3 separate regions of the Mus musculus genome follow, and all the other regions are linked to region 1. A link is a loop called in an ENCODE intact Hi-C map of the cell type or tissue named here. Cell type or tissue: heart. All regions are shown on one strand. Each heading gives the region's core, and the rest is flanking DNA. Links, peaks and the distances in the headings are about the cores only. Region 1 has its middle 31 kb from the start of Slc25a4. Region 2 has its middle 34 kb from the start of Enpp6. Region 3 holds the start of Gm39168 (a long non-coding RNA gene).

Region 1 (10,631 bases), core at 2,271-7,270:
AATTATGGTTTGCTTGTTTGTTTGCTTTATTTTTATGATGTTTATTCTTTGCAGTGCAACTTATTTCCAAAGTTGGGGTTGCCTAATGTGTCAACACCACTTGGTTTTCCCTAATGTGTAACAGAAACCATATGAATCTTGTAGATGCACAAAATTCTGCAGTATAGATGCAGCCCCTTTATCCTCTGTATACTCTAGTCTTTTTTCTCTCTTACCCCCAGGATGCCTACTGCTTCACTTTCTAGCTATTTTTCCATATACTTACTAAAATATAATTTAAAGAACTAAAATTATAGTCTTAAAGTATCCTATCGATTTATTTGGCTCTAAATGAATCATAGATGTGTATGTCAGTATTTATATAATTCATTCCTTTAATGATATTCTATTGTGTGAATATGCCATAATCTGTGTGGCTAACCTCCTAATGAGGAATATATAACTGGGTTGCATCCAATTTCTCGTTATGACTTACTTAGCTTCTCAAAGTGTGTCTTTTTGTTTTTCCATTAGCCTTCACATTGCCTTGATCAAAATGAACTGAGTTCCCTGCTGACCCAAAGGCTACTTTCTCTCCTATTCCTTTTGTTTGTGGAATGTTTTCTGAAGTGTTTTCCCCTCTGCCTTTTGATTTTGTGCTTTCTTTTTGAGCCTTCTCTCTCCACTCTCTCCTCTCTGCCTCCTCACAGACAAAAGTGTTCCACCACACATTGATAACAATGTATCCTCCTCGCTTCTGCAGTCCCAAGGCTGAAGAGAGTAACGGTAGCCAGAATTAGGTTTCTGATAAGAAACAAGAGTCCCGCTGCTGGCAGGGAGCCTTGTCAAGGTCTCCTCAGTCTGAGCACTCCATTCCCACATGAACGATGAATGGCGATTTCACCCGCCCACCCCACATTGTTCTAGTTGTCCTTTGCCCTTTCTGTCAAATCTTGGCACCCAGGAGACAGCGGAACATGTTCTGAATTCAACCCTGGGGAGCCACGGATCAATATCGCTTGACTCTTCTTACCCATGAGTTGTTCTCTTTCTACGTCTGACGTGAGTGATGCCTGGGCTATTCTTTGCCATGACCCCTCCTCACTTGGCCTTGCTAACCTCTCTAGGGTGGGATGGCTATCTCCAGCCTCTGGGCAGAGATCCCAGGGCAGAGGACCAGAATGCAGACAAGTGTAAGGCTGAGACAGGGGACAGGATTCCGACTGCTTCAGTGATAGGCTCAGAGGACACGGAGAAAATGAAGCTTACCACTAGGATTTGAGATGTCAAATGCTAAGACTATTAGCTTCCTATTAATACATGGAATACTGTTAGAACGGAACTGTGAGACATATAGTTTGAAAAGAAGATTACAAGAAAACAGAATAGATTATTCTTCACTTTTGGAACATATACTTTAAATGACTTTTCTTTATATCCACAACCCAATTCATTTTCCTGCCAAACCCATATATTCTTCCCCATAAACTCGTTGCTAACCATCAGAGGCAGACAAGATTCTCTTAATTATCCTTAATACAAATTTCTTTTGGGCCAGGCTAGATAGTGGTGACACATACCTGTAGTCCCAGTACTCAGGAGGCAGAGGCAGGCAGATCTCTAAGATCCAGGCCAATCTGGTCTAAAGAGTGAGTTCCAGGACAACCAGGGCTACACAGAGAAACCCTGTCTTAGAAAAAAAAAAAGACATTCTTTTTAAAAAATATTTATTTATTTATTATATGTAAGTACACTGTAGCTGTCTTCAGATACCCCAGAAGAGGGCATCAGATCTCATTACAGATGGTTGCCACCACGTGGTTGCTGGGATTTGCACTCAGGACCTACGGAAGAACAGTCAGTGCTCTTAACCACTGAGCCATCTCTCCAGCACCCTCAAAAGATATTCTTTCAGACCAGTGAAATGGCTCAGTGGGTGGTTGCTGCGTAACTGGGACGCCTGATTTCAACCCTCAAAACCCCAAAAAGGTGAACGGACAGCATGAACTCCACAATGTTGTTTTCTCAGCTCCACACGTGTAGCTTGTGTGTCCACACACAAAAATAATAAATTTTAATATTTTAAAACTTCTTGGGCTGGGCCGTGGCGGTGCACGCCTTTAATTCCAGCACTCGGGAGGCAGAGGGAGGTGGATTTCTGAGTCTGAGGCCAGCCTGGTCTACAGAGTGAGCTCCACGACAACCAGGGCTACACAGAGAAACCCTGTCTCAAAAACAACAAACAAACAAACAAACGAAAACAAAACAACCCCCCCCCCAAAAAAAAACACCAAAACTTCTTTTAGCAGAGTTATTTAGGGAAGAGAGGGACAGTGTTAGGAAAAGGAAAAATGGTTGTTGCTTTAAGACGAACTTTTGTTTATTTCTTTATTTGAGGGTGTAATATGTCTGAGTGTGGGTGATGTATGCAGTATGGACATGTGTGTACGCAGGGTCTTCTCTATCACTCTCCATGTTGTTTCCATGAGACAGGGTCTCTTACTGAACCAGGATCTAGACTGGTGGCGCATGCTTACCACCCAACCCAACAATTCTAGTTCTAAATATTTATCCAAAATAAAGGAAAGCACATGTCCCTACAAAGTCCTCTGCATGAGTGCATATCAAAGCTTGGCCCAGACTACCCCAGTGCTGGAAACAGCCTCAGAGTCTAACGGTTTGGACAAACCAGTTGTGGCACAGACAGAGTCAAATACTGCAGGACACTGATTGCCTACACCACGACAAGACCTCAGGACCAGGTGACACGATGTAACACCGGGTCCCTACAGGGTCTCAGTTCTGAAAGAGGGAAAACAGAGTGGGCGGGAGAGAACTGACTTCCAGCCAGGGGAGTGTCAGCACTTGTAATTAGTGTAATTCTGCACGCTGGGGTTCCCTTTAACTTGGCAGTTGTCAAAACTCTCTAAAAGTTGGTTCTAAAGTCTAGAAAATTATGTAGCCCAATGAAGATCTTTTATGACTGAAAGTGTATATGTAATGTGTCTACTATATACACATACTAGAAAACTAGGGTTTTATGTGAGGGGAGTGTTTTGTTTTATTTTTTCTTTCTCTCTCTCCCTCCCTCCTTCCCTCCCTTCCTTCTTTTCTTTCTCTCTTTCTCTCTTTCCTCCTCAGTGCTGGAGATTGAGCCCCAAGGCCTTATTTGTGTTTGGCAAGTGCTCTACCACTGTGCTATATCTCCAGGATACATTTTTGTACATAAGATTCTTTGTAGCCCAGGTTGGTCTCAGACTTCCGATCCTTCTGCCTCGGCCTCCAGAATGCTAGGTTTATCAGTTTTAAATACTAGGAAGGATTCTCTTAGCTGAGTAGGGTGGTTCACACCTTCATCCCAGGAATGCACAAGTTTGAGTCCAGCCAGAGCTACATGGTAAGTTCCAGGCCACCCAGGGCTGCACAGTAATGCCTGACCTCAAAACACACAAACAAAACAACAGCTCTACAACTGTCAAGTAGGCACTTTGGGAGCCTGTAGTAATGTTTTATGTTTCTATTATTAGTGTTATATAAATTAAATAATGAGGCCAACATACAGTATTTGAAAAGATAAAGTAATGCTATTTAGTTACCATTATCTAGGCAAAGTGGGGTTATATAAAACAGGTTCTGTTTATTACTCTCTATGCATATCATTTAAGTGGTAAGACATTTTTTCTTTATTTTTTCAAGCCAATAAAAATGAGTATATTACAAAAATTTATAAAATTTTAGTTTTAGTCCTAGGTTTTCTTCCTCTCTCACTCTTTCTTCCTTCCTTCCTTCCTTCCTTCCTTCCTTCCTACCTTTCTTTCTTTCTTCCTTTCTTTCTTTCTTTCTTTCTTTCTTTTTTCTTTCTTTCTTTTTTCTTTCTTTCTTTCTTTCGTTGTTGAGAAAATGGAATGACCTCAAAAAGTAGGAAGAACCCTAGGAAGATTATTTCCAGGGTTGTGTGTGTGTGTATGTGTGTGTGTGTCTGTCTGTCTGTCTGTCTGTCTGCCTGCCTGTCTGGAGGTGGGCTAGGGATCCAACCCAGGGCCTTACTCATGCAAGCGCTCTACAGCGGAACTGTTATTCCTAGCCTTGGCAACTATGATCTCAAGCGTCTTAGACTCTGCCAGTCGTCTCTCCAGCAGCAGTGACTCCTTTCCTGCCTTTCATTTTCTTTTCTTTCCACACACATTTGCGGAGGATCACATTTTGCGGGCTCCTGAAGCTCAGCTGTGTTGGTTTAGGAACAGAGCAGATCCCTGTCCCCTGCCTACCAGATGTCAGCTCCCCGGCCCCCAGCTGTCAGGACCTAAACAGTCTCCAGGCATTGCTAACACCACCCCACCCCCGGCTAAGGAAACTGATGTCTAAACATTGAGTTTAAATACATAATTTTTTTCTAAACTTTTTCTACCCGTGTCATGTTAAAATTAACAAGCATTCCCTATACTGGATTCTCTTTGCTTTTTCACTATGCTTCTGCTACTCAAAGGAAAGGCAGAGGTTTTTTTTTTTTTCTCCTCATTTAGAATCTCACTGTGGACAGGGCCTGGGAGAGGAAATGACCAGAACTCCCCCAAAGGGAAAACTCCCTAATGTATCCTAGGATGCATTTCCAGTTAATCGTGCTTTTCTCTATGACCATTTCTGAAAGGCGCAATAAGTTCAGGATATCAGAGACTGTCTCCCAGGGGCAAAACAGAGACGGCATCTTAAGGTCACAAGAAATATAAAACATTCAACTTCATGTGTCCATTTCCTGAAGCACAGTACAGAAAGCCTGGCTTTTAAAGCACAAAATGTGTTATTTTGGTATGATTTTGTGGAAAGAATAGAATAGAATAGAATAGAATAAAAGAATAGAAGAATAGAATGGAAGTTTTTAAAGAGAAAAAGGAATTTTCAACTAGAAAAGATTAAATAATTTTGAATTGATTGTTTTTCAAAATTATTTAGAGAGAGAGACAGAGGAAGGAAGGGAAAGAAGAAGAGAAAAAGAGACAGGGGGAGAGGAAAGGAGGGAGAGAGAAAGAAAGATGATAGTGGTTATCAGAGGCCTATTTCGCATTCAATTAGACTTTTTTTTTTTTTTTTTTAAGTGTTGTAACTTTAAGAACATTTCGGTGTTTTCAACGTGCCAACACTTACCGTATCTCTTCACTTAGTTAAACTCACTGAATAATGTCACAAATACATTTTAAGGTTTGTGGGCGTTGCGCAGAGTTCAAGATAATTTTAGAATGCAGGAGTAAAGTTTTAAAGAGCACTTGGCCAGCCATCACATGGGGGTAGGGATGGGCGCGCTGACTGCACAGCTCAGTCTAAACTGAGTACACACTGCCACCTAGTGGCTACGAGATTTTCATGCTCGCAAAAGGGTGTGGTTCCCACCTTTCCAATTTCATCTACAAGATGGGAGTGTGTACTTACCTCAGAGCTGAGGGAAATAAGGAAGGGAGTATAAAATGTGTCTGTCATGTCTCCCTGTCCCCACTGTATGCCTGCCATCTTGCTCTAACCATACATGTTACTGTATGCCGAACTGAAGCACTGCAGTTTGAACGCTAAGTTGATGATTGGTGCCTGTAAGTTGAAACACCACCAGGATCGGTACACCCAGCTTCAACCACCAGGACTGGGGATTTTCAACCTGTGCTCAGAACCAAGGTAGAAGTGGTGTTATGGTGTTAGAGACAAAACCCAAGGGTCCAAGGTTGGGGTTCTTTCAGCCAAGTGTGAGACTGGCCCCAAAGCAGAGACAGACACCTGACAAGCTCTCAAGATGAAACTCTTCAGGGGTATTGAATGGCATGTACACCAAACTGTGATTGGTCCCAGAACTTCCCATCACTTTAGCACAAGTGCAAATTAAAGCTTATTTCTCTGAAAGAAGCCAAAACCATAAAATGGAAAAGGGAAAGCATCTTTAAAAATTGGTGCTGGCCTGACATGGTGGCGCACACCTTTAATCCCAGCACTCGGTAGGCAGAGGCAGGCGGATTTCTGAGTTTGAGGCCAGCTGGGTCTATAAAGTGAGTTCCAGGACAGCCAGGGCTATACAGAGAAACCCTGTCTTGAAAAACAAAACAAAACAAAACAAAACAAAACAAAAAACAAACAAATGAAAAAAATTGGTGCTGGTATAACTGGATGTCTACATGTAGAAGAATGCAAATAGATTCATATTTATCACCCTGCACAAAACTCAAGTTCAAGTGGATCAAAGAGCTCAATGTAGCTCATATACACTAAATCTAATGGGACAGACAGTAGCAAACAGCCTTAAACTCAGTGGTATTGTGTCTCTGTACTAAAGATTTCCAGTGTGTATGGTACTGTAAAGAATGACTGGTTTTTTAATTCCCAAAAAAAGAGAGAGTAATCAGCATAGAAACAAAACTTAAAATGAAGCTGAGGAGGGGGGGTGCTGTGCTGGAGAGATGGCTCAGCACTTAAGAGCACTCGCTACTCTTCCAGAGGACCTGGGCTCAGTTCCCAGCACCCATACCAGGCAGCTCACAACTGCCTCTAACTCCAACTCCAGGACATCCAACATGCTTCTGGCCTCCTCAGACACTATACACACATGCCAAGAAGCACACGTACCCATAAGATAAAAGCAAATAAAGAACAAAAAGAGGACCGAACTGAAATAGTTGCCTTGACTGAATGCTTACTTTAAAATGGACGGGTGAGAGAAGAGTACACTGAAATAAATTTGTGGAGTTGACTCCAACTCTGGCTACTGTAGAGGCGAGGCTAATTTTTCTCTTGTCACAAAAACTATAAAAGCAACATCAAATATATAATTCCATGTCTCAGGATAGAAAGTACATATAGGGTCAGGAATCTAGCCTTGGCTACTGTTCTCTTTTTCTGTCGGTTTGAAACCTCACTTTAAAAAGGTAAATGTGGTGGTTTGAATTTAGTGGCATCTCTTACCAGACTTTGAGGGGTATCTTTTACTTCTATTATTGTAAGTGGTGCTTTAAAAATGGATTTATTTAAATATAATACAATGGTTTATTCATATGACTATAATCTATAATCAAACTTTTGGGATATAGTTCAGCTTCAAATACAAATATTGTGGTTCAGCAAGATTGTTCCTATCAAGTCTAAGACCCTGAATTCAGTCCCTAGAGCCCACACGGTTCTAAGAGGAAACTGAGTCCCATAATTTGTCTTTGATCTCCTCACACAGGAAAGAAAAGGAGGAGAGGAGAGAGAGGGAGGAGAAGGGAAGAAAGAAAGGAGGGAGAGAGAGATGGGGAAGACCTGGTATAATAAGCCAAGAGCTATTGAATTTATTATTAAATTGGGACTGGAGATATGGCTCAGCAGTTTGGAACACTTGTTGCTTCTGAAGAGAACCCAGTTTTGGTTACCAATGTTCACATGTGGTCCACAGCTACCCACAACTTTAGTTCCAGGAGATTTGGCATTTTCTTCTGTGTCCCAAGACAGCAGGCACACATAGGCTTCACATTCAGGCAAAACACACACACGAATAAGTCTTTGGGAAGTTACTCTTAAATCAATGGAATATGACAGCTTTTGAACAGGAAACTGACAGTGGTCACACTTATGGTTTAAAGGATCGTACATCTAGCAACAAGAAATGATGGAAGTCCATGATGGAACAAGTCCATGATGGAAGAGGGCAGACGAAACACAGAGGCCAACTAAGAGGTATCTTTACCATCTGGGCAAGACAAAGTAGTGTGAAATCAAATGGACAAGAAAGAGAAGGTAGGAATTATTTTTATACTACTCCGGTGGCTTATTGCGTGGTGTGGGGAGAGTGTGTAGAGGACAGAGACAGCTTTTAGCTTGCTGCTTTGGACCCAAACTAAGATGCAGGAGGTAGGAGACAGTGTTAAACAAAGTAACTGATGTGGAGCTTAAGGGTACATGAATGTGAAACTAAAAGATAAGCAGTCTGAGCCAGACGCACACAAGGAGTGTCCTTGGCGAAGTTCTGATGCCAAGGCTGCCGGCATCAGAAATGCTTGAGGACATTTCTAATGGAATCTGATGCCCTCTTCTGGTGTGTCTGAAGACAACAACAGTGTACTCAAATACATTTTTAAAATTTTTTTATTAGATATTTTCTTTATTTACATTTCAAATGCTATCCTGAAAGTTCCCTATACCCTCCCCCCACCCTGTTCCCCTACCCACTCCAACTTGTTGGTCCTGGTATTTCCCTGTACTGGGGCATATAAAGTTTGCAATACCAAGGGGCCTCTCTTCCAAATGATGGACAACTAGGTCATCTTCTGCTACATATGCAGCTAGAGACACAAGTTCTGGGAGGTACTGGTTAGTTCATATTGTTGTTCCACCTATAGGGTTGCAGATCCCTTCAGCTCCTTGGGTACTTTCTCTAGCTCCTCCATTGGGGGCCCTGTGTTCCATCCTATAGCTGACTGTGAGCATCCATTTCTGTATTTTCCAGGCACTGGTATAACCTCACAGGAGACAGCTATATCAGAGTCCTTTCAGTAAAATCTTGCTGGTATATACAATAGTGTCTGGGTTTGGTGGCTGATTATGGGATGGATCCCCGGGTGGGGTAGTCTCTGGATGGTCCATCCTTTTGTCTTAGCTCCAAACTTTGTCTCTGTAACTCCTTCCATGGGTATTTCTTTCCCGTACCCATATACATTAAATAAATAAGTAAATAAATAAATCTTTAAAAAAAAAGAGAGAAGAAAAGAGTGTATCAGCTGCCACACGCAGAACTCCAGACACTAGGAAGACCACACGCAGAATTCCAGACAGTACGAAGGATGGTCTTTAAGGTGGAAGAAGAGAACAGTAGAGTTGAGGTGCTGCTGAGGGCCACAGATGGGGACTACAGGGCTCTAGCATCTTTGTCACTGACCCTGACCATTTCCAGAAGGCAAAAAGGCAGCCCTGAACCATGATAAGGACAGAATGAATTAGATCCCATCAAAGGGCTGGCCAGATGGCTCAGTGGTTAAGAGCACTTGCTGTTCTCACAGAGTATCAAGGATACATTCCCAGCACTCACATAGGATGGTTAACCACAGCCAGTAACTTCAGTCCCAGAGAATCAATGCCCTCTTCTGTGTACCTGTACACATGTGGTGCACAGATACACACTCAAGCACATACACATGAAGCAATAGATAAATCTGTAAATATACATATTTAAAAGTAGGAAGACCTCCTCCCTCCCCAGCTTCTGTATAGAGATTTGACTCAAGGGAGCATTCTCAAGGAACACAGGCAAACAGCCGTTGAAGCAAGAGCAAGAGAGAGACACGCAAGGTCACAGGTGTGCTGGTTTATTGCTTTAGACTCGTGTCTTTTCACTAAATGCTAATGGCAGTTGAGGTAGGATCTTTGGACAATGAATGAGCCATAGGGCTCTGCTTTCATGAGTGGACTACTCTCATCACTAACACTGAGGGAACACAAAGGTTAGTCAGAAGGAAGGGGGTCACTAGAATGTAGTCCTGCATCCTGTGCATCTGGGAAGGCAGGTGTGTTCGTACACAAAAGTAACTCTATAACCGCAAAAAGTCAATAGCAACAGAGTTGCAGTCCTGCAGCACTAGCGTTGGAATTCCAACCTCTCCTAGAGCAGCTGAAGGGTGAGCAAGTGAAAGGATGATCCATTATGACGAGACAGCGGTGCCTGTTAGTCATAACGGCTTAACCAGCCCTCACAGTCCCTCACCATGAGATGTTCTGTGCTCTGACCAGATAAGCTTGGACATTTTAGCTTCTAGAATGGCAAGAAATAAATTCTTTGCCATAAATTGCCTAGCCTCAACTACTCAGTTATAACAACAGTAAACACAGTAAAGAACAATTTCATTTTTAAAAAGGAGAGAAAAACTTCTTAGTAATAATTTTTAATGACTTATGGTATTTCTTTATTTCTGAATATTTTTTATTGAAAAATTGTATTAGTTTTTGAGATTATAACATAATTATATCATTTCCCCTTCTGTTTCCTCCCTCAACGTCCTCCCATATACTCCTCCTGCTTCTCTTTCAAGTCCATGAGCTCTTTTTATTTATTTATTTTTATTTTTTTATTATTGGGCATTTATTTCATTTACATTTCCAATGCTATCCCAAAAGTTCCCCACACCCTCTTTATTTCTGAATATTATGTGCAAGTTTTTTTGTTATTCTGAAATGAGCAGGATTAATATTTCAGTAAAATGATACTTGCCCGGGGTTTAAAATATTTTCATAAATGTCATTTATGCCAACTTCATACAGTAGATGGCAGAAGAGATACAAAAGAAAAAAGTTATAACTCCGGCATGGAAGGTGATGTTACCAACATGTGTGTGTGTATCCATGCACATGTGTGTGTCTATGAGCAATTTTACTTTGTTCTAAGTAGCCCCTCTGCATTGCAAGTGTCCTAAAGAGAGCACAATTTAACTTTAATGTAGGTCCCTGTGTAGCATGGACTGAGCAGGCTAAAGTTTACTCTCCACTATAAGGTCCCCTATCTAGGCAAAAGGTCAAGTGCTCCAGAAGGCTGAAGCTAAAAATAGGGCATGGCTCTTCAGGAGCTGCAGAAGTTATTCAGGGGGAGGTGAGTCACACCAAGACAGTGCCCTGCACCCTCCATGCACTGGGGTAACCTCCTTCACCCGGGAAAG
Region 2 (10,631 bases), core at 2,324-7,323, 710 kb before region 1:
AAAATTCCAACTCAATTCTTCAACGAATTAGAAGGAGCAATTTGCAAATTCATCTGGAATAACAAAAAACCTAGGATAGCAAAAAGTCTTCTCAAGGATAAAAGAACCTCTGGTGGAATCACCATGCCTGACCTAAAGCTTTACTACAGAGCAATTGTGATAAAAACTGCATGGTACTGGTATAGAAACAGACAAGTAGACCAATGGAATAGAATTGAAGACCCAGAAATGAACCCACACACCTATGGTCACTTGATCTTCGACAAGGGAGCTAAAACCATCCAGTGGAAGAAAGACAGCATTTTCAACAATTGGTGCTGGCACAACTGGTTGTTATCATGTAGAAGAATGTGAATCGATCCATACTTATCTCCTTGTACTAAGGTCAAATCTAAGTGGATCAAAGAACTTCACATAAAACCAGAGACACTGAAACTTATAGAGGAGAAAGTGGGGGAAAGCCTTGAAGATATGGGCACAGGGGAAAAATTCCTGAACAGAACAGCAATGGCATGTGCTGTAAGATCGAGAATTGACAAATGGGACCTAATGAAACTCCAAAGTTTCTGCAAGGCAAAAGACACCGTCAATAAGACAAAAAGACCACCAACAGATTGGGAAAGGATCTTTACCTATCCTAAATCAGATAGGGGGCTAATATCCAACATATATAAAGAACTCAAGAAGGTGGACTTCAGAAAATTGAACAACCCCATTAAAAAATGGGGCTCAGAACTGAACAAAGAGTTCTCACCTGAGGAATACCGAATGGCAGAGAAGCACCTGAAAAAATGTTCAACATCCTTAATCATCAGGGAAATGCAAATCAAAACAACCCTGAGATTCCACCTCACACCAGTCAGAATGGCTAAGATCAAAAATTCAGGTGACAGCAGATGCTGGCATGGATGTGGAGAAAGAGGAACACTCCTCCATTGTTGGTGGGATTGCAGGCTTGTACAACCACTCTGGAAATCAGTCTGGCGGTTCCTCAGAAAATTGGACATAGTACTACCGGAGGATCCAGCAATACCTCTCCTCGGCATTTATCCAGAAGATGCCCCAACTGGTAAGAAGGACACATGCTCCACTATGTTCATAGCAGCCTTATTTATAATAGCCAGAAACTGGAAAGAACCCAGATGCCCCTCAACAGAGGAATGGATACAGAAAATGTGGTACATCTACACAATGGAGTACTACTCAGCTATTAAAAAGAATGAATTTATGAAATTCCTAGCCAAATGGATGGACCTGGAGGGCATCATCCTGAGTGAGGTAACACAATCACAAAGGAACTCACACAATATGTACTCACTGATAAGTGGATATTAGCCCCAAACCTAGGATTCCCAAGATATAAGGTACAATTTGCTAAACACATGAAACTCAAGAAGAATGAAGACTGAAGTGTGGACACTATGCCCCTCCTTAGAATTGGGAACAAAACACCCATGGAAGGAGTTACAGAGACAAAGTTTGGAGCTGAGATGAAAGGATGGACCATGTAGAGACTGCCATATCCAGGGATCCACCCCATAATCAGCATCCAAACGCTGACACCATTGCATACCCTAGCAAGATTTTATTGAAAGGACCCAGATGTAGCTGTCTCTTGTGAGACTATGCCGGGGCCTAGCAAACACAGAAGTGGATGCTCACAGTCAGCTAATGGATGGATCACAGGGCTCCCAATGGAGGAGCTAGAGAAAGAACCCAAGGAGCTAAAGGGATCTGCAACCCTATAGGTGGAACAACATTATGAACTAACCAGTATCCCGGAGCTCTTGACTCTAGCTGCATATGTATCAAAAGATGGCCTAGTCGGCCATCACTGGAAAGAGAGGCCCATTGGACAAGTAAACTTTATATGCCCCAGAACAGGGGAACGCCAGGGCCAAAAAGGGGGAGTGGGTGGGTAGGGGAGTGGGGGTGGGTGGGTATGGGGGACTTTTGGGATAGCATTGGAAATGTAAATGAGCTAAATACCTAATAAAAAATGGGGGAAAAAAAAGAAGAGGGAGCGAGATGTGTGCGGACATGCTTGCTTTATCTTGTCATGGGGTACCCTCCCACGCTGTGATGCAAGAAGGCGGCTCTCAGTAGATGCCACCATCTTGATCTTGCACGTCGCAGCCTCTAGAACTTTGAACCAAATAAACATTCTTTCTAGACTAACCAGTCAGTGGTATTGACTTACAGCGTCAGAAAATAAATTAATATTGTATTAGTAACCTTGCATATCTTGCACAAGTATTTTAGCTGTACATATCACATAGATAAATGTTGAAAGAAAACACACCAGAAATATTCATTTCCATCGATAGTGGGGTTGTTGGACGTTCTCATTTACTTAAGTTGCTTTTCTGGTTTTTGCTTGTTTGTTTTAGGTTGTATCCAGGAGTCTAAAGATCTCTCACGAGGGAAGACTATGTATGCTAGATGGGTTGACACAGCTTTGTGGTTCCAATGACAGTGAGGTGTCCAATGGCCTGGCGTTGTTTCTAATGTCCCGAGACAAACATTTTAGTGGTAGCAAAATCAAGGTCAGAATGAAAAACTTGGTGTGCTCTGGAATGCAGAAGAGACCCATGAGAGACTCAGCCATGATTTCAGAGCTCCCAGAAAAGGGTTTAGCATTAACATCCAGGGTCGATGGAGGCAGGGATGTCCCACTGTACCATAGAACATGCTTTAACTATGGAAGTGCCCCGGTAATGTCTCTGTGAAGCTGGGGACTGTGCCGATAATAGGGTGGAGGTTATTGCCAGAGCAGAACCCTTTATATTCAGTCCACCCATTTGTATATTTGACTTTCACACAGTATTCTATTTGAAGATGGACACCATGTCAAAATAGTAAAGTAACACGGATTCTGGCTATACACTAGCTCTCCATCCCTGTGATAAAACACCCAGGATGGCTTATGACCTGAGAGGTTTTATCTTGGCTCATGGGTACAGAGGTTTCATTCTTTCCTTTGTAGGCTCATTTTCTGGAGCTAATGGAAGGGAGCGTATGATGGTAAGAGAGACTCAGTGGAACATAGCTGCTCACTATAGCAATAGAGAAACAAACAAACAAACAAAAACAAACAAGGAAAACATCCGTTGCAGTTCCGGTTCCCCCGTCAATGGGATACCTTGTCCAATATCCTGCTTTCTTCCGGCAAAGACTACAGTATCTTCCAATGGTATCCCCGGTTGGTGACTGTGCTGGTTAGTTCTCTATCAGCTTGACACAAGCTGCCGTAGTCATCTAAGAGGAGAAAATCTCAACTGAGAAAATGCCTCCGTAAGACCTGGCTGTCCGCAAGCATGTTGGGTGTCCTTTGAATTAACAATGGATGGGGGACTAGACTGGTGGTCCTGGGTTCTATGAGCAAACCGGCTGAGCAAGCTATGAGGAGAAGTCAGTGAGCAGCGCCCCTCCACGGCCTCTGCATCAGCTCCTGCCTCCAGGTTCTTGCACAGTTTGAGAATCTGCCTTGGATTCCCTTAATGGACTCTATGACTCAGGACATCTAAGCCAAATAAACCCTTTCTTCCCCCAAGTGGCTTTTGGCTTTTTATGATGGTGTTTCATCACAGCAATAGAAACCCTAAGACAGTGACCAACCCTTGAGCACATGCCACCTTTTGCAACAGTACAACATACATACCATAATATTTAGTCTTTACTAAAGCTAAACAGATGGCCGCCAGCTCTCCTCCTACAGACCCACTTTTCTACCTTTATGGTTGAGATTCAACAAAAAGGCAATGATTGTTTTCAAACATCTTTTTTAAAAAAGATTTATTTATTGTTGATTGATTGATTGATTGATTGATTGATTATAGATACAGTATTCTGTCTGCATGTATGTCTGGATGGCAGAAGAGGGCATCAGATCCCAGTATAGATTATTATGAGTCCCATTTGGTTGCTGGGAATTGAACTCAGGACCTCTCTTGAAGAATAGCCAGTGCTCTTAACCTCTGAACCATCTCTCCAGCCCCTCAAAACTCTTAATATTGCCAAAGAATTAACCCCCAAATCAACCTGCTGGGGAAATCACCAGCTTTCCTTAACATTCTTGCATGCATTGAGCATGGTTGTCTTTAAAACTCTGTGTGATTCTGATGGATGTTTAGATGAAGTCCTTTATTGTGCGTGACGCGTTGTGAGGATGTGTCCCCTCCCCTTGGGGCTATCTCCCAAGCCTCTCCCTCTTTGGAGAAGACCTGTTGTTCCCTCAGCTATCCAAGCAGGCTTGTGCTTGATTTTTAGTCTCATTAGTCCCTCATCCAATCACAGGAGTTGGCTTCTGGGAAAGCCAGAGCTATAATAGGGCTCTTGTGAAAAACCAAGATGTAAAGTCTCTCCTGTCCCCTGTTCCCGTACTCTACCTAGACCTGCAGAATTTCCAGGTACCTGTGCTAACAAGCAAGCGAACAAGCGGAGGCCTTCCAGGTCCAGTTGGCCACACATTGCTACTTAATAGTATACTAGGGTTCCTGACCAAAGGGTGTTCAAGTACAAGTTACCAAAGAGGTGGGGGTCTAAAATAGAAATGTTAAACGGCAACAAGAGAATGGCCACCAGGTGGCGCCATAGTTCCAAAATACAATCTTAATCCCAGCTGTGAAATATCAAAAGGCTTATTGCAGTGATTCTCTTCCCATCTTAGGTTTGTATCGAGCTACTGTCTACAGCTTGCACTGCCACGGTCAGCCAAACCTCTCAAGTTTGTTCATATTACTAACTCAAAGGTAAATTCAGTGGAAATTCAAGGGATGCAGAAGTGGGGAGTGGGGGGTGTAGGGGAGTGTTTAAAGTGTTTTAAACAAAACCAGTGGAGTTAAAAAATGAGTATTTATCTCAGCAACAGAGAGTTTAAATATGTATTTAAAAGCCATTTAACATATGTTCAACATTTAGATGTTAAATATGTACATGCATGGAATATTCTAATATGTAAATAGAACAGAAAATAGATTTATTTATACAAAATTGTATGCTGTATATATTTAAATGTTTGTCTGTTTTCTTCTTTTCTTCTTCTGTCTTCATTGTATCTTTTTAAATTTTTAAAAAAAGATTTATTTATTTATTATATGTAAGTACACTGTAGCTATATTCAGACACTCCAGAAGAGGGCGTCAGATCTTGTTAGGATGGTTGTGAGCCACCATGTGGTTGCTGGGATTTGAACTCAGGACCTTTGGAAGAGGAGCATCAACACCGCCCCATCCCTGCCAAGGTGGGCTCTATTCCCATAACCATCAGCTGGAATCAGTCCTTCACCGTTAACTAGAGCGCAACCCGCCCCCTCCACGCCCCAGGAAGTGCAGCACTGGATAACAAGGAAGAGTGATGAGAAGATGTCAGAGAACACAGAACCATCTAGAACAACTGAGTTAAAACAACATCCATAAAAATTAGAACAACTTTCTGAAATGGAAAATATCTGCCCCCATAATGCCCAAGGCAAATTAATTATAGTTCAAATGAAAGCTGTTTCTTTCAGAAGTGTTTTATTTTCCAAAGTCAATACTGCAACGCTTTTAAAGTTAGAGAGAAATGCAAAATCCGTGGGCTTCAGCCTTTTGACCCACATCAATAACTGCCAGGAGACGCTGGAAGTATATTTAGAACTTTGAACATAACGTGGTGTATGGCATGAAATGTTTACGGGAAGCCAATATTATTGCTTGCATGAGAAAGCAAGGAGACATTATCAGGATTCCTAGAGCTAAGAAAATACTGTCCATACTTCCTTACCCACAAAAGCAGGACACAATTCTTACTAAACAAGACCAGAACAGTTTATGATCACAAGAAGTCATTAGCAATAATTTTAAGTGGACCATAAAAATAAAGACCAAGAATGTGATTTAAATAGTAAATGTACTATGCATAATAAAAAAGCACACACTGATGAAAATCGTATCTCAAATCCTTTATCCAAATAATTTTTTTATTGAAAGTGGATTTTTTTCCCTTCGTACATTTCGATTATGATCCTGAAATTTCACAAGATCCAGAAGTGAAAGTAGATTTTGACAGTAACTAAAACACTCCGGCTTGTTGTCTGAGGTCAGACGGGCCGGTCGGTCACTGGGGGTGAGAATTCTCATGGCAGCAGCTCAGCTACAGGAGTGGAAAGGAACTTCAAAACCATCTTTTCAGAGCTATGTTTCATAAGACACCTGCACATGGCTCTCAAAGTATTTCTTTACATCTTTCTTCCCTTACGCTGGAAGGGCGTAGCACAGCTGGAACTCACAGCCAAAACAGAAATCAGAAATGGAAGCGCTCCACCACACACATTGGCCTTAGCTGACCCACAGGACAGTGCCACCTACATCTTACAATGAAATTGCGTAGTTCAGTAGGTATTTACAAAGATATTTTTTCTGTCTTGTCATCAGAAAGCTTAACAGAAAGGGGCTTTCTGTAATGTAGAAATGTTTTCATAGTTTTAAGGGCTTATGACCACTGTGTCACGAGTATTTATTATAGCAAACAACTTCGTCTCACATTCACTTGTCGCTTTCATAGAACGTGGCTTGTCGTTCAAAACCTACACATAATGTGCAATACCCACTTAGGTCAGGGTGAACCCTATCTTCCTTTATGAGACCAAATAGATAATATGTAACATTCTGTGTTTGATATTGCCCCGAGGAATTCAAACCAGGACAGGGGATATGCAAATGGGCATTCCAATCCAACTTTATGTTTAAAGTTTTCAACTCTTTTTACCCCTTTGTGTCTTTGTGAGTGTGGTTCCTGGGATGTCCCCCATAAGTCGCAGTTTGAATACTTGGTCTCCAGTTAGTTATTCGGGGAGAATTAGGAGACATGGTTTTGTTACTGGGGCCTGGCCTAGAGATTTCAAAGACTCCTGCCATTGCCACCACAGGCTTTATTTATTTATTTATGAATATGCACATAGGCCTTCAGCTAGGCTTGTGACAAGCTCGTGACACAACCTGTTTATGCTATTCAATGTCTGCCATGGTTACCTCTCCTCGTTCCTTATGTCCAACTCCCTCCAAGTCCAGATGAGGAATTTTTTTTGCTCCTGACTCCTTCTGAGAGTTCCCCTCTCTTTGCCAGATATCCCACCTTCTAATCCTTCTTCGTCTCATTGGTCATCAGATATTTATTGACAGGCGATGCTTTTACTCAGTGCAGAAGAGATTCTCATTCCTACATACATGCTGGCAAAACACCAAATGCACATAAAACAAATTTAAAATAAAATGTATAAGGGAGCACAAAAAAGATCTTGGATACCCATAGCAGCCTTGGGCAAAAGATGCTGGAGGAATCACTGGATCCAGTTTCAAGGTATATTACAAAGCCATAGTAGGAAAAAAAAATACTTGGCATGCAGATAAATAGAACAGAATGGAGTACAAGTACAAGCCCATATGACTATAGCCACCTCACTCATGACTAAGGAGATAAAAATATACGCTGGAGAAGAAGACAACAAATACCGCTTGAAAACTGGATGTCAGTGGGCCAAAGAACAAAACTGGATCCCCTTCTTGTCGCCTGTATAAAAGTTAACTCCAAATGGAGCGGGAGCCGCATACAGAACTTCAAATCGATTAAAGAAAGCTGTGTAGACTGCGAGAACGTCTTTCCTAGCTAAACCCTTGACAGAAGACTAAAACAAAACAGACAGCAAACTCAGAGAACCCAAAGAGAGCTGGCAAAGCTAGCTCAGCAGGTAAGGGTGTCTGGCGACAAACCCAGCTGCTCGTGTGGGATCCTGTGGGATCACATTGGAGAGAGAGAACCGACTCTCAGTCTTACAAATCATCTTCTGATTTTCACATGGGTAACACAGAGCAAGCACCATTCGTTAATACTAAATATACAATAAAAGAATAAATAATTGTAAAAAAAAAAAAAGCCAACTAAGCTAAGAGGTCAAAGCAAACAATAAATGGCCAAAGGAAGATCAGTCTCAGAAGATGTAAATAGCCAATCAGCATATGAAAAATATTCAGGCTCCTGCTAGCTGGTTCTACATCAACTTGACACAAGCCATAGCTGTCTAAGAGGAGGGGACCTCAGCTGTAAGAATGGGCTGTAGGCAAACCTGCAGAGCATTTTCCTAATGAGTGATTGATGGGGGTGGCCCCAGCTCATCACATGTGGAGCCATCCCTGGGCTGGTGGTCCTGAGTTCTAAAAGAAAGCAGGCTGAGCAAGGCAGTTAGGAGTACTCCTCCAGGGCCTTTGCCTCAGCTCCTGCCTCCAACCAACAAACGCTGGTGAGGATGTGGACAAAAGGGAGTATGTATACACTGCTGGTGAGGCTGTGAACTAGTCCAGCCTCTAAGGAAACGAGCATGGAGTCTCCTCAACAAACAGGCAAACGATCTACCATACGATCCAGCTATCGCGCTTCTATTTACCAGAATGATGCCAAGTCAACACATTCCAGAGACACTGGCTCCTTCATGCTTGCTGCAGCACTTACAGAACCAGCTTAGGTGTCCACCAAAAGAACAGCATTTAGAAGGGAAGAGTTTGCTTAGACATAAGGACAATGAGATTGTCTTGATTCTGTGGAAATTGAACAACTGAGAATAATTATATTGAGGGAACTAAGCTAGTCTCAGAAAGACAAATATGTTTGTCTCTTACCATAAAGTCACGTGTGTGTGCATATATATATGACATGAATTTAGAGATGAAACTATCAACAAAGAAGGGTAAGTCGAGGTGAGAAGGTCGAAGGCAGGGGAAGATGGGGGATTTGGTTCAGCGCTTGGGGTATACTTCCATGGAAATGTACTGATGTAGCACGGTACCATGTGTAGTCAATATGCACTGTGAACATTGTCTTAAAATCCCGCCAGCCTCACCATAGTTTATGACCCTAAGTGGCAAGCGGGAAATTTTTATACCGTTTCCTTAATCCAGCCAATTGCCCGCCCTGACCTTACTCCTTTGTTCTGCAAGCAGCCCTACAGCTTTTCCATCCTAACTCCTAGCCCAATCACATGGTCTGTTGTTTCACCATGCATTCAGAAGCAGGCGCTGGGACATGGCTCAGTAGCAAGCTTGGCCATGGTTCGTGTGCAAGCATGAGAAGCCGAGCTCAAACCTCTAGCACCCACATAAAAGCCAAGCTGGGCATCAGATGTCTAACTGTCAAATGAAAACCAAATACTGAAAATTTGCAGATTTTTTTTCCTCAGTTGTCAATGTGCACTAATGGATTTTAGTTAACCCACCCAGGCGACACCTAGGACTGCCACTTATGAATGGCACAATAATAATAATAATAATAATAATAATAATAATAACAATGGTACAAACAATAATTAATATAAATAGGCTTTCCTCTTCCCGGCTGGCTGTCAGGCAGGGACCAGTAACCATGGTAACATCCTGAAGCCTTGTGGGAGATTCCTCCAAGCTCTGACCTCTGTACCTCCAGCCCTCCATCTTCTCTTCCACTGCTTTTTGTCTCCTTGACCATCCCATTTCCATGGATTCCTTTGAGCACCGCACACCCTGGAATTGCTCCTGAGAGTCAGGTACACGCCTGCGCCACCCACAGCGTCAGTCCCCTGGGCCAGACAGGGGTCTTTCAGCTTCGCTCCTGTTCTCTCTTCAGTATTTAACCTAGCAGACAGCAAACAGCCAACAGCAGGGATGTGTTTGCGAATGAATGTCTGCACAGATGGATGATGGGAGTTCTGAGTCTGGCTTCCCGGATACGAAGCCATTAAGAGCACATTTCTGGTCCTCGCCAGAACCTCTAGACCCCACAGGTCTCTATCAACAATGAGCAGCCGTTTTCTAGGATCTGTCCCCTCCTCCAACAATAAACAGTCACTGAAATAAAGCAAAAGTAGTCCTTGCAAAGATCTACTTGTGGGTGTAGTTCTTAGTCACTGCTAGTCTAGACTGGCGCGCCAAGAATTCCTGTGATATTTCCTCAGTATCAGATATGCACTGGTGGATTTTAATCAACCTACTCAGAAGTTTTAGGACTAAGAAAACTTCCTTCGAAGTTTTCCAGAGAGAAGTTTCAAGTGTGTCCAGCAACAGGTCTGTTTTCCCTGGCTCCATCCCTGCTCTGGCTGTGGGTAGGTCACGTGAGCCTGCTCCTTGTCCACCTTCTATCCTGAACTGGGTATCTCCTCAGACAACCAAGGACAAAGTAGGCAGGGGCAATGTCGCCCCCACAGTCTTTCATTAGGTCAATGCCGCGAGTATTTTCTGAGCTCAGCTTGGGTACCGCCCCGTAGCACAGAGGAATACCGAGCGGTGCTGTTTAGTCTAGGACCTGTCCTGATCTCTGCCACACAGTTTTACCCTCTTACATCGAAGTCTTTGAAGAGGACCTTGAGGGCAACACACTGTCCTTAATCCATTTCACAGAGGGGGAAACAGAAGCGGAGAGAACTAACCCGCGTCACAAAATTACCAAGTGGAGGGGGAGAGCCAGGGTGTGAACCTAAGTTGCCCTGGCATCAGCTAGGATGTGTAAGATTCACAGAGAACCCCAGGGGAAGGTGAGAGAGCAGATACACGCGCTTAGGATGCAGGCTTTCTCTCTCAGAAGCATCTTCACCACGGACCGCGTCACAGACCCACCTCTCTCACTTGCGG
Region 3 (10,631 bases), core at 2,620-7,619, 63 kb before region 1:
GAGCCAGCCCAGAGTTGGCACTGGCTGGCTAACATCCCCAAAGCAGAGGAGAAAGAGGCAAGCCAGGAATTGTGGATTCCTGGTACCAGCTTTTCTCCTGCCTTGTCTCCAGATCAGGGCACAGCGCCCAGAGCTTTAGAGTCCATTTTTGAAGAACAAACCAGTTGTCAAGAGCATATAGAATTAAGAAATATTCAAGACACGAGGAGACTTCTCTCCTACGAGGAAGATGTGTCTGAGATGTGTAGGAAGAGGTGAGAGACCGAGGGAGGGGAGGGGGATGTGGACAGCCCTGCAGGGAACCCTGAACAGGAAGCTGTGTTCACAACAGCAAAAGAGGAGAAACTACCAATGAGTGTGGGACAGCAAGAGAATCTTAGTAACCATGACATAAGGATAGTCCCGATGGGGGAGCTGGAGGGGACTCCGTAGAAGACCATCAGAGTCAACTAACCTGTACCCTTGGGGGTTCCCAGAGACAACCAAAGGGCATACAAGGGCTGGACCTAGCCGCCCCCAGATGCAGCTTGTTCTTCATGCAGGTCCCAATAACTGGAGCAGGGGCTGTCCCTGACTCTGTTGCCTGCCTGTGAATTCCATTCTCCTAACTGGGCTGCCTTGTCTGGCCTCACTGGGAGAGGATGTGCCTAGTGCTGCAGTGACTTGAGGTCACAGGGTGGGTTGGTACCCAGGGGGGACTCCCCCCCCCTTCTCAGAGGTGAAGGGAGAGGTTGGGGGAAGTGTGGTGTGAGGGGGACTGGGAAGAGAAGGACACTGTGATTGGGATATAAAGTAAATGAGTGAATGAATGAATGAATGAATGAATGAATCGAAAAAATAAAATAAAAGTGAGTTGAAGAAGAGGAGGAAGAGGAAGGAGAGGAGAAGGAGGAAGAAGAAGAGGAGGAATCGATGTACCCAGAGCTGTTAGAAACTTGGGCTATACATGTGAATGATGCTGACTGATAGCTTCATAAGAACTGACAGGGATATACCATGGATACTTTGAGTTATGACTGAAGGGCAGGGGCCCTATCCACACATAAGAGCAGAACCTTGATGGGAAAGGAAGACATAACTGAGAGACAGCCAGGAGGACTGTCCTCACACATCCAGGCTGCCCAACCAAGATCTCCAGAAAGGACCTTAGGCCCATTCGGCTTTGTTTGGATACCAGTAGGGACCATCAATAAACTCAAGGGAGGAAAGGGATAGGATCTGAGGTATGGGACACTCGGCTCTATTCGGACCCTTTTTGGACACGAAGGGAAAGGAAATGGATGTCAGAGGTGTGAGACAAGCCCGCTGCTCCATTGCATCTGAATGGAGATTGAGCAACGGGACCAAGGCAGGGAGTTCATTGATGGGAAGGGTGAAGATGTGTATGAACTAGACAGGGGTGGTGGCAGACACCTATAATCCTAATATTTAGGAAGTAGAAGCAAGGCAATTTTGACCTCAAGTCCAGAATTAGTTATATATCAAGGCTGTTTCTCAAAAAACAAAAACAAACAAAAAAAAACCCAAAAAACAAAAAACTAGGCTGGGAATATGATTCACTTAGAGAGCACTTGCTTAAAATGTATGTTCAAGGCCCTGGGTTCCATCTACAGATTTATTATATATATGAGTACACTGTCTCCGTCTTCAGACACACCAGAAGAAGACATCGGATCCCACTACAGATGGTTGTGAGCTACCATGTGGTTGCTGGGATTTGAATTCAGGACCTCTGGAAGAGCAGCCAGTGCTCTTAGCCGCTGAGCCATCTCTCCTGCCCACATTTTTTTAAATAACAGAGTGAATAGCGCTTGGAAACTGAAAAAAGGGAGCCCCTCTTTTCTGCCTGCCCTGGTGGACATCTGCATGTAGAACCTCAATTCACTGAGACGTGAATGGAAGGATGTCAGCACGGAATTATCACCAGGTATAGGGAGGAGGAGGCTAGACCCAGCCCTAAATGGCTTGGTGTGTGTGGCTAATCTACCTCAAGTATACCCAAATGGAGAGATGGAAATTGCTGTCTGCTAGTCAGGAGAAACACAGGCAGGGAGCAGAAGCAGAATTGCTGAAGTAAAATGAGGAAGGGAGTGACAGGTGAAAATCTGTCATTCACAAAATCTCTTAAACTGGGGCCTGCAGGGATGGCTCAGCAGTTAAGAGCGCTGACTGCTCTTCCAGAGGTGCTGAGTTCAATTCCCAGCAACCACATACACGGTGGCTCACAACCATCTGTAATGGAGTCCAATTAAACAGAGTGACAGTGTACTCCCATACATAAAATAAATAAATCTTTTTTTTTTGAAAAAAAAAAAGAAAGAAAGAAAACCTCTTAAACTGAATGCAAAAGTAAAAGAGGACCCAGGTAGCTTGAGACAGAACTCTGGAGGCACACAGAAGACCAACAGAAAAAAGAAGAAAAATCCTCAACAGAGATTGAGAAGAGGCGAGAGATCTCTTCTCTATGATGTCATGGAAACCAAGCAAGCAAGGACCTTCACGTGACAAATGCTAAAAGATGACAAGTGTCCACTGACCACAAGGATGCTTAGGACATACCTTCTCTGCTCTAGCTAATCTGGGATTAACTGGATATCCAGACACCACGGCCTAGTCATGGGAACGTGCAAGCTAACTCAGAACAGGTGCTTGGAGATGTCTGTGGAGCGCCCTAGTGAAACCCGAAGACCCCACACCTCTCATTCCTCTTCCCCTTGGCCTGCCTCCTTCAATGCCTTCCTACTTCCCCCTTCTCAATTCTCCTTCCTTGATGACTGTGATGGTTTGTATATCCTTGGACCAGGGTGTGGCATCATCTGAAGGTGTGGCCTTGTTGGAATAGGTGTGACCTGGTTGGAATGGGTGTGTCACTGTGGGTGTGGGTATAAGATCCTCACCCTAGTTGCTTGGAAGTCAGTCTTCCACTAGCAGCCTTTGGATGAAGACATAGAACTCTCAGCTCCTCCTGTGCCATGCCTGCCTGGATACTGCCATGCTCCCACCTTGATGATAATGGACTGAACCTCTGAACCTGTAAGCCAGCCCCAATTAAATGTTGTTTTTTATAAGACTTGCCTTGGTCATGGTGTCTGTTCACAGCAGTAAAACTCTGACTAATACAATGACCTGTGTGTCTTTCTTCCTGTGGTTTCTTCCAGCATGTAAGGGTTCTTACCCTGGGAGACAACCAAGGAGAGACTATGAGCACATTGACCCCTGGAAAATTCTCACGGGGGAGGCCATCAGGAGGAAAGATTTGTCAGGGTCCCTAAGTAACATCAGTTAGAAGCCTGAGCCAGTACCCAAGCCTCTTTGGCAATCAGTACTGTTTCTTCTATCCACGGTGCAGAAATACTCAAGAAGTTCCCCCAAAAGGGCCTGGTGCGGAAACCCATCCTGATCACTCACCTGCAGGGCCCTGATCTCTGCACTCCTCCTGCAGGCAAAGAATCCAGGTCGGGATTTCAGTACTTCATCTTGGCTGTCTTGATTGGATCTAGAACCAACAAGGAGGCACACGTTTGGGCTGGTGTGTGAGGCTGTTGAAAGGATAACTTGAGAGGAACGATTCCCCACCCCCCACCCCCCAGCAGGCTGCAGTTCCACCAGGGACCAGGATGTAAGAAAGGCGCTGCCCTCACCAGCCTGCATTTGCTCTTTGCTGTGGAGTCTCACCCCTGCTACCTCTTGCTGACACCAGAGCTCACCTTCTTCATCCTTCCGATGTAGACGGGAGATGAAGGATTTCTCCAGGAAATCTCCAGGCTTTTGGGACCATACAGGGACAGTCTACATTCTCGTGGAATGGGAGAGTCACTGCGTTCCCAGTTTCTCCATCGTTGGACCATGCAATCTGAGATATGTGGGACAACGTAATAAATTCCCATGGGATGTGTATTCATCCTACTGTTTTGCTCATCTCAGGAAGCCTAATAAATACAGGGACCAAATGCCTAACATCAAAATCCAGAGAGGGGGTGGGGCCAGCGTGACACCATGTCCAGTTATATTCAAAGAGTTGCAATGCTAAGTTCTCATTTGGAAGGCTTTATCCTGGCCTGTACCCTCCTGAGCCACTAGAGTCAAAAGCTGCCCACTCCACCCCCCTTTGCCTCTCTTATTTCAATAAACATTTATGAACATTTTCTGATGCCAGACACTGCAATCAATATATATATATATATATATATATATATATATATATATATATATAAACAAATATATATATATATATCAATATATATATAAACAAAGATGACTAATTAAAGTCTCAGGCTTCAGGCACTCCCATACCAGGGGAAGACACAGCCTGTGTGGCCTGTGGCATGGGTAGGCTTTGACAGGAGGCAAGCAGGATGAATATCCTGCTCCTGGGAATGTGATGGCTTCCCATTCACTAACACCTTCATCTAACGCTTCCAATTATTACCCATCCAGCGGAGACAAGGTGTCCCATCAAAACGAAGCCATTCTTAGACAGTGAGACCCAGGCTAGAGTCAGTCTCTTGCACAGTTTATGGAATGATTTCTTTTCTTAGAAGTTTTTTAGTTTCAACCACTAGAGGGCGCCAACCAACCCTCAATGGGTTCAAATTGGCCACATCGTGAAGTGGCCTCAACACTCAGGAGGCTAGGCGATCCGTGACCGTATTGATAACTTTCATCTTATCTCAAAGAGAGTCTTGCAGCTCAGGCAAGCTTTAAATTGACCGCACAGATTTTACTCTTGACTCAGGAAGAACTGAAGAAAGGTCATAAGGAGTCAGTCAGGCTAACGTAAAGAAAGGACAGCAACAATGGCTGTAGTAATAGACATTAGAACCAAATGGCACAAAAGACTCAAAAACAGAACCTTTTGCCAATTATCCTGTCAATTCATAACTGCAACATAACCTTTAATTAGTTACAAATCACTGTATAGTAATGGTATCAAATAAATAGAGTCACAGACCTATATACCAGAATTGCCTGAGGGCTTTGCTTTAAAGCTATAGACTCCAGTGCATCACAGTTTTCTGTTTTCTGTTTTGTTTTGTTTTGTTTTGTTTTGTTTTGTTTTGTTTTGATACAAGGTCTCAGTCTGAATTTCAGGATGGCCTTGAACTTGAGATCCTGCCCCTTCCATACCGTAAGTGCTGTGGATACAGGTATGGGCCACCATACCCAGCAAAGGTTCTTTTTTAACCATGAGTTTGTGGTAGAATGCAGGACTAATACTTCCAGAAGTTTTATGATCGCCAAGAGTTCAGATGCCATGGCCTGATCATCAAAGCATGAGAAATATGCTTCATTTTTCTTTCCTGTATGAGCTGGTGTGTGTGTGTGTGTGTGTGTGTGTGTGTGTGTGTGTGTGTGTGTGTATGTGTGTGTGTGTGTATGTGTGTGTGTGTGTATGTGTGTGTGTTTGTGTGTGTGTGTGTGTGTGTGTGTGTGTGTGTGTGTGTGTGTGTGTAAGCTTCTCAGTCTATAGAACCTGCCTCTATGGGAGGTGTCACATGTCGCTGATCTTTAGCCTCATCTTTACGGAAGAGATCACTTGACCTTTACTGAGTTTTAATGTAGTCATATTTTAAGCTTTATTGTGCGCATGAGCTTGAGTTAATTATCACCAGGAAAAATTTCACCAGATTTTTCTGGGCTTGAATATGCCTAAAATAAACTACTTGGGGGGTCAGACTCCCCATGTTTGTACAAACACCACCAATTGAGTCTTGTTGAACCAAACTACCTTCTTGCCTCCCTTCCCCATGGGTCATCATTCTGCTGGCTGTGGTGGTCAGAGACTCCCCCACATCTCCTGGTTACTTCCTGATTGCTACAATCAAATACCTGACAAGAAGAAATTTAAGGGAGGGAGGTTTGGTTGTGGGTTACAGTGTGAGGAGATTCAGCGCTTCAAGGCAGAGAGGACATAGCAGGAGTGGAGGCGACTGGTCACATTGTATCTGTGTCGCTTCAAGGCAGAGAGGACATAGCAGGAGTGGAGGCGACTGGTCACATTGTATCTGTGTTGCCAGACAGAGAAACAGATAAACAGGGATGCTCCCCTCACTTTTTATTTAGTCCAGAAGTGATACCGAGCATATATAGCATAGGTATTTCTACCTCATTAACTCAATCGAGAAACTCCCTCCTAGATGTGTCCAGAGGCGTGAGGTTGAGATGCCTCAAGTCAAAAGTATTTACCATCATAGTACAGAGAGAGGGAAAATGCTGTGTAGCGGTAGTTAGTTAAACCACTTTGTGCTCCTGGTGGGCCTTTGCTTCCAGCCACCCTCCAGAGTCCTCTGAATTTGCAAATGAAACACACACACACACACACACACACACTCTCTCTCTCGTTAATTTTAATATGCCTTGACTAGCTCAAAGCCTGGGCAGTTCTAATCCTTCCCACTGTTAGCAAACACTCCCACCAGTACTCTCGAGTTAGCATCTTTTATTTCATCTATATTTCATCTCTGCTTCCCCAAACACAACTGGAGAAGTGGCCTGTGTGCCCACTTTCCCTGATTCTCACATGTCAGCTGGCCTTTAGGACTGGTCTTCCTTCTTCCCTTTCATGGCTTTCTCTCCTCCCTTCCTCTCTTCTAGTTCCTAACCTGTGCAAATCCAAAGGTCCCGCCTCAGTCTGCCTGCCCAGCCACTGTCTGTTGACTCTATTGATCAATCAAAAACCAATTGGAGAAAAGGACCTTCAGCGTTTAGACACGCAGATTCCCGTTTTGGGAGGGGGGGGTTGGATTAATTCAGAGCATTAGAACCGGTCCCCAATGATGCTTTATCAGTGTGTAATCTTCCAGGCATCCTATGGGGAAATACTTGATCTAACTCAGGCTTCAAGATGGATGAGCAGAAAGACGCTTGCAATGTGCACTCAGCAGTGGAACAGCATCTACATATTGAAGAAGGAGAGGGGAGGTGTGGAGTCTTTCTGAGAGCCTTGAAGGAGAGAGCAGGTCTGCTGATATCTTGATTTTAGATTTAGTAGCACCCGTACTGTAAGAATAAATTCCCATTGTCTTAAATTCCCAAGCTGATGGTCACCTATTATGAAGCCCGGAAGAGGAAAATAGTCTCTCTTAAGGACTTAGGCCACATCTCCTTCTGGAAGTCTCCCTGTAAGCCACATCTCATTGGCTTTTTATCATTCCGTGTCTAAGTCACTCTCTATATTTCTTAAAGATAGCAACCCGTTCTGTCTCCACTGTGACACCAGTGCCATTCTGAGAATTTATTAAGTGCATCCCCTGTGGTCCAGATACTGCGTAGCATCACACATGGCTATGTAGAGCAGTAGAGCAGTGGTTCTCAACCTGTGGGTCATGATGCTTTTGGAGTCAAAGGGCCCATTCACAGAGGTCGCATATCAGATATTTTCATTACAACTTAGAACAGTAGCAAAATTACAGTTATGAAGTAGCAACAAAATGATTTTGTGATTGGGAGTCACCAGGACATGAGGAACTGTCGTAAAGGGTCCCAGCATAAGAACAACGACTGACATGGAGTCATGGCAACATGGAGTCATGGCAACAAGCCCTGGAGGTAGGCACATCCATTGCTGCTTTATAGAGCCAGAAACCAAGGCCCAGAGGCTTGCCAAAGGCTGTTCAGTGAACAGAGAGAACGTGTATTCAAATCCCTCTGAATCGCAGGTCCAATGGGGATGTGCATAGGCCGTACAAAAAGCTAGTGGTTGGGGCTGGAGAGATGGCTCGGCGGTTAAGAGCACTGACTGCTCTTCCAGAGGTCCTGAGTTCAATTCCCAGCAATCACATGGTGGCTCACAACCATCCTTAATGAGATCTGATGCCCTCTTCTGGTGTGTCTGAAGGCAGCTACAGTGTACTCATATAAATAAAATAAATTAACAAAAAGAAAAAAGATTAAAAAAAAAAAAAGCTAGTGGTCCACCAGGCTGATGGAGAAGGCTGAGGGAAAGATCAGGTCTTAATTAGCAGTATTGAAACAGAGTGTGTGTGTGTGTGTGTGTGTGTGTGTGTGTGTGTGTGTGTGTTCAAGATTTCTTGACAAGGGTAGAGAAACAGAAAGTATCTGTACAGAGTTGGTAATACTGGTACACCTACCACCTTGGCTTCATTGCTGCAACCCGCCCTTGACGGCTAAACCTGAGTTTTCAGTCTAGTGTCAGTAAAGCAAATTGTAGAACCGCTCAGGATGCAAAAATGATGGGGATAAAAATGGCGTTTCCATGAAAGTCCAGGTTTCCTGCATTCCTTGCAGGCCTGGCATAGGATACAGACGCTTTCACCGTGTGTCCTCGTGGTGTACTGGCTTTCACCGCATGCCCTCGTGGTGTACTGGCTAGGTTTAAGTCAACTTGGCACAGGCTATCATCATCAGAGAGGAGGGAGCCTCAATTGAGAAAATGCCTCCATGAGACTGGGCTGTGGGCAAGCTAATAGGACATTTTCTAAATTAGTGACTGATGGGGACTGTTTATTCCACTGTGGGTGGGGCCACCTTTGGGCTGGTGGTCCTGTGTTCTATAAGAAAGCAGGCTGAGCAAGCCATGGGGAGCAAGCCAGTAAGCAGCACCCTTCCATGGCCTCTGCATCAGCTCCTGCCTCCAGGTTCCTGCCCTGCTTGAGTTCCTGTCCTGACTTCCTTTGATGATGAACTGTGATGTGGAAGCGTAAGCCGAATAAACCATGTCTCAGTTATTATTTTACTGCTGCGGACACCACGACCAAGGCGGCTCTTATAAGGACAACATTTAATTGGGGCTGGCTTACCGGTTCAGAGGTTCAGTCCAGTATCATCAAGATGGGAGCATGGTAGCGTCCAGACAGGCATGGTGCAGGAGATGCTGAGAGAGTTAGTTCTACATCTTCATCTGAAGGCTGCTGGGAAAAGACCAGCTTTCAGCCCATGGCCACCCACTTCCTCCAACAAGGCCATACCTACTCTAACGAGGCCACACCTCCAAGTAGTGCCACTCCCTAAGTCAAGCATATTCAAACCAACACAAATCCTTCCTCCCCAAGTGTCTTTTGCTCATGGCGTTTCCTCATAGCCATAGAAACCTTAATTAAGACAGTGGACAAGACTCCACTAGTCCCCAGGCTCTGTTGCCTATCCCTGATGGCAGCCACATTGTTGTCCCTTCCTTTCTGTCAATGCCACTGTTGGGTTGGGACTATGCTTGGTGACCAGAGGACTATGATACTGGGTAAGAAAAGTCTGCAGAGAGACCACCAGCACAGTGGGATTGCTGATGTCATGCAGCTAGGGTAGGCATGGAGTGACTGTCCCCTGAGGCTACTGTATTAATGTCAATCATATACTACTTCCTTCTGTCTTGGTATGTGAACCTGCGGAAGGCAGGAAGCAGTCCCATCCTGCTGGCTACGCCCAAGCACTGGATCCCCATGGATGCTTAGGGCCCGCTTTCATTATTACTCAACTCATGGGCAGGAGTTCAGAGAAGGCTCAAGGACGTGGCTAGTGCTTCCTTACAGTGCTCACACAAATGGAAGGCAGACAGACACCCAACAGAATATGCGCCAAGACTCAAACCCAGGGACCTGACTAGACTCTTCTTTACAGTCATTAAGGCAGCTGTCCTTGAAGATCATGTATCAAATCAACAATTCCTTGGTAAAATACTTCGTGATAGCAGCTTTCTGTGGACCGCGGGGCAGTTTGGTTCCCTCATTGTAACAGATTCCTGAGCCCTGACCTGGGGCATTGGGTCTCAGCACACTCGTAGGTCTTTCCAAGGAAAACCCAGGGCTTGGTTTCCTTGCTCCCTTGCCTTCTGTTCCTTCAGCCACAGGAGAGCTAGCACACCGGTCCCTCCCTCCCACTGTTGAGGCTCTCAGAAGACATTTTCTGTCTTCCTTGGTAAGTCTAAAACAGTGGTTCTCAACCTGGGGGTCAAGGGTCACCTAAGACCGTCAGAAAGTACAGATATTTATACATGACAATCATCACAGTAACAAAATCACAGTTATGAAGTAGCAACAGAAATAATTTTATGGTTGGGGAGTCAACGCAACATGGGGCACTGTATTAAAGGGTTGAAGCATTAGGAAAGTTGAAAGTCACTAGGGTAGAATGACTACTATGTATACTGGTAAAGACTGGAAGGACTTGCGATCACCCGGATACCCACGGCCTTAGAGAAATGGTAGAACTTAGCATACACACACATCACATTCTTTTTGTTACATTCATTTCCACTTCATTCCCAAGCTGTTTCTAAGTTGGACAGAAAGAAGAAAGAATCCATCATCCGGCATGTGGAAACAATGTAACTAGAGGAGTATATAGTAAAATAACAATGATGAATATTGTCTATGTTTGCTGAGTATCTTTCAACTGAGGTCTTTAGATGTTAGGAAGCTAAGCCCATAACAATATTTAATTATCATTGCCTAATTTCTAAATAGCCTTGTTTCCAGCTTTGCTGTTTTTCATTTTTTTAAATGACAGTAAATTGTAAATATTTTTTAAATGACATTAAACAGTTTATATTTAAATCGCACACCATTACATTTGTCATCGTTTCCGTAATAAACTACCTGGCGGGGTTATTCTAATAAAGAAAAAAAATGCTTTTTTTTTTTTTTTGGCTCTAAACAATTTTATCTTTAAAAAAAAAA

Evidence for each region. Peaks named below come from ENCODE experiments on the same cell type or tissue, not always from the same donor. Only the 100,000 strongest peaks of a DNase experiment are listed, where the experiment ranks them.
Region 2: it touches region 1 in a loop (5-fold over the local background); 8 of 42 quality-filtered maps call a loop at or near these places.
Region 3: a loop joins it to region 1, with 9 times the contacts of the local background. A loop is called at or near these places in 24 of 42 quality-filtered maps.

The regions. Positions count from the first base shown.
Region 1 is chr8:46,236,778-46,247,408 of GRCm38, reverse strand. No RefSeq gene overlaps it. Among named protein-coding and RNA genes, the nearest start is that of Slc25a4, 31 kb to the right of the region's middle. In heart, for the core only: a CTCF peak has its summit at 5,326 (motif pointing left); a DNase peak (open chromatin) is centred at 5,278; H3K27ac peaks cover 484 bases; H3K27me3 peaks cover 189 bases.
Region 2 is chr8:46,947,580-46,958,210 of GRCm38, reverse strand. It overlaps a transcript of Enpp6 not described here. Among named protein-coding and RNA genes, the nearest start is that of Enpp6, 34 kb to the left of the region's middle. In heart, for the core only: CTCF peaks have their summits at 4,551 (motif pointing right) and 5,215; a DNase peak (open chromatin) is centred at 4,520.
Region 3 is chr8:46,299,876-46,310,506 of GRCm38, reverse strand. It overlaps Gm39168 (a long non-coding RNA gene), which reads right to left and starts at 8,870. Exons shown (of 4, transcript XR_001778549.1): 1 at 8,760-8,870; 2 at 3,708-3,853; 3 at 3,409-3,496. In heart, for the core only: a CTCF peak has its summit at 4,559 (motif pointing right); no DNase peak of the experiment used is centred there.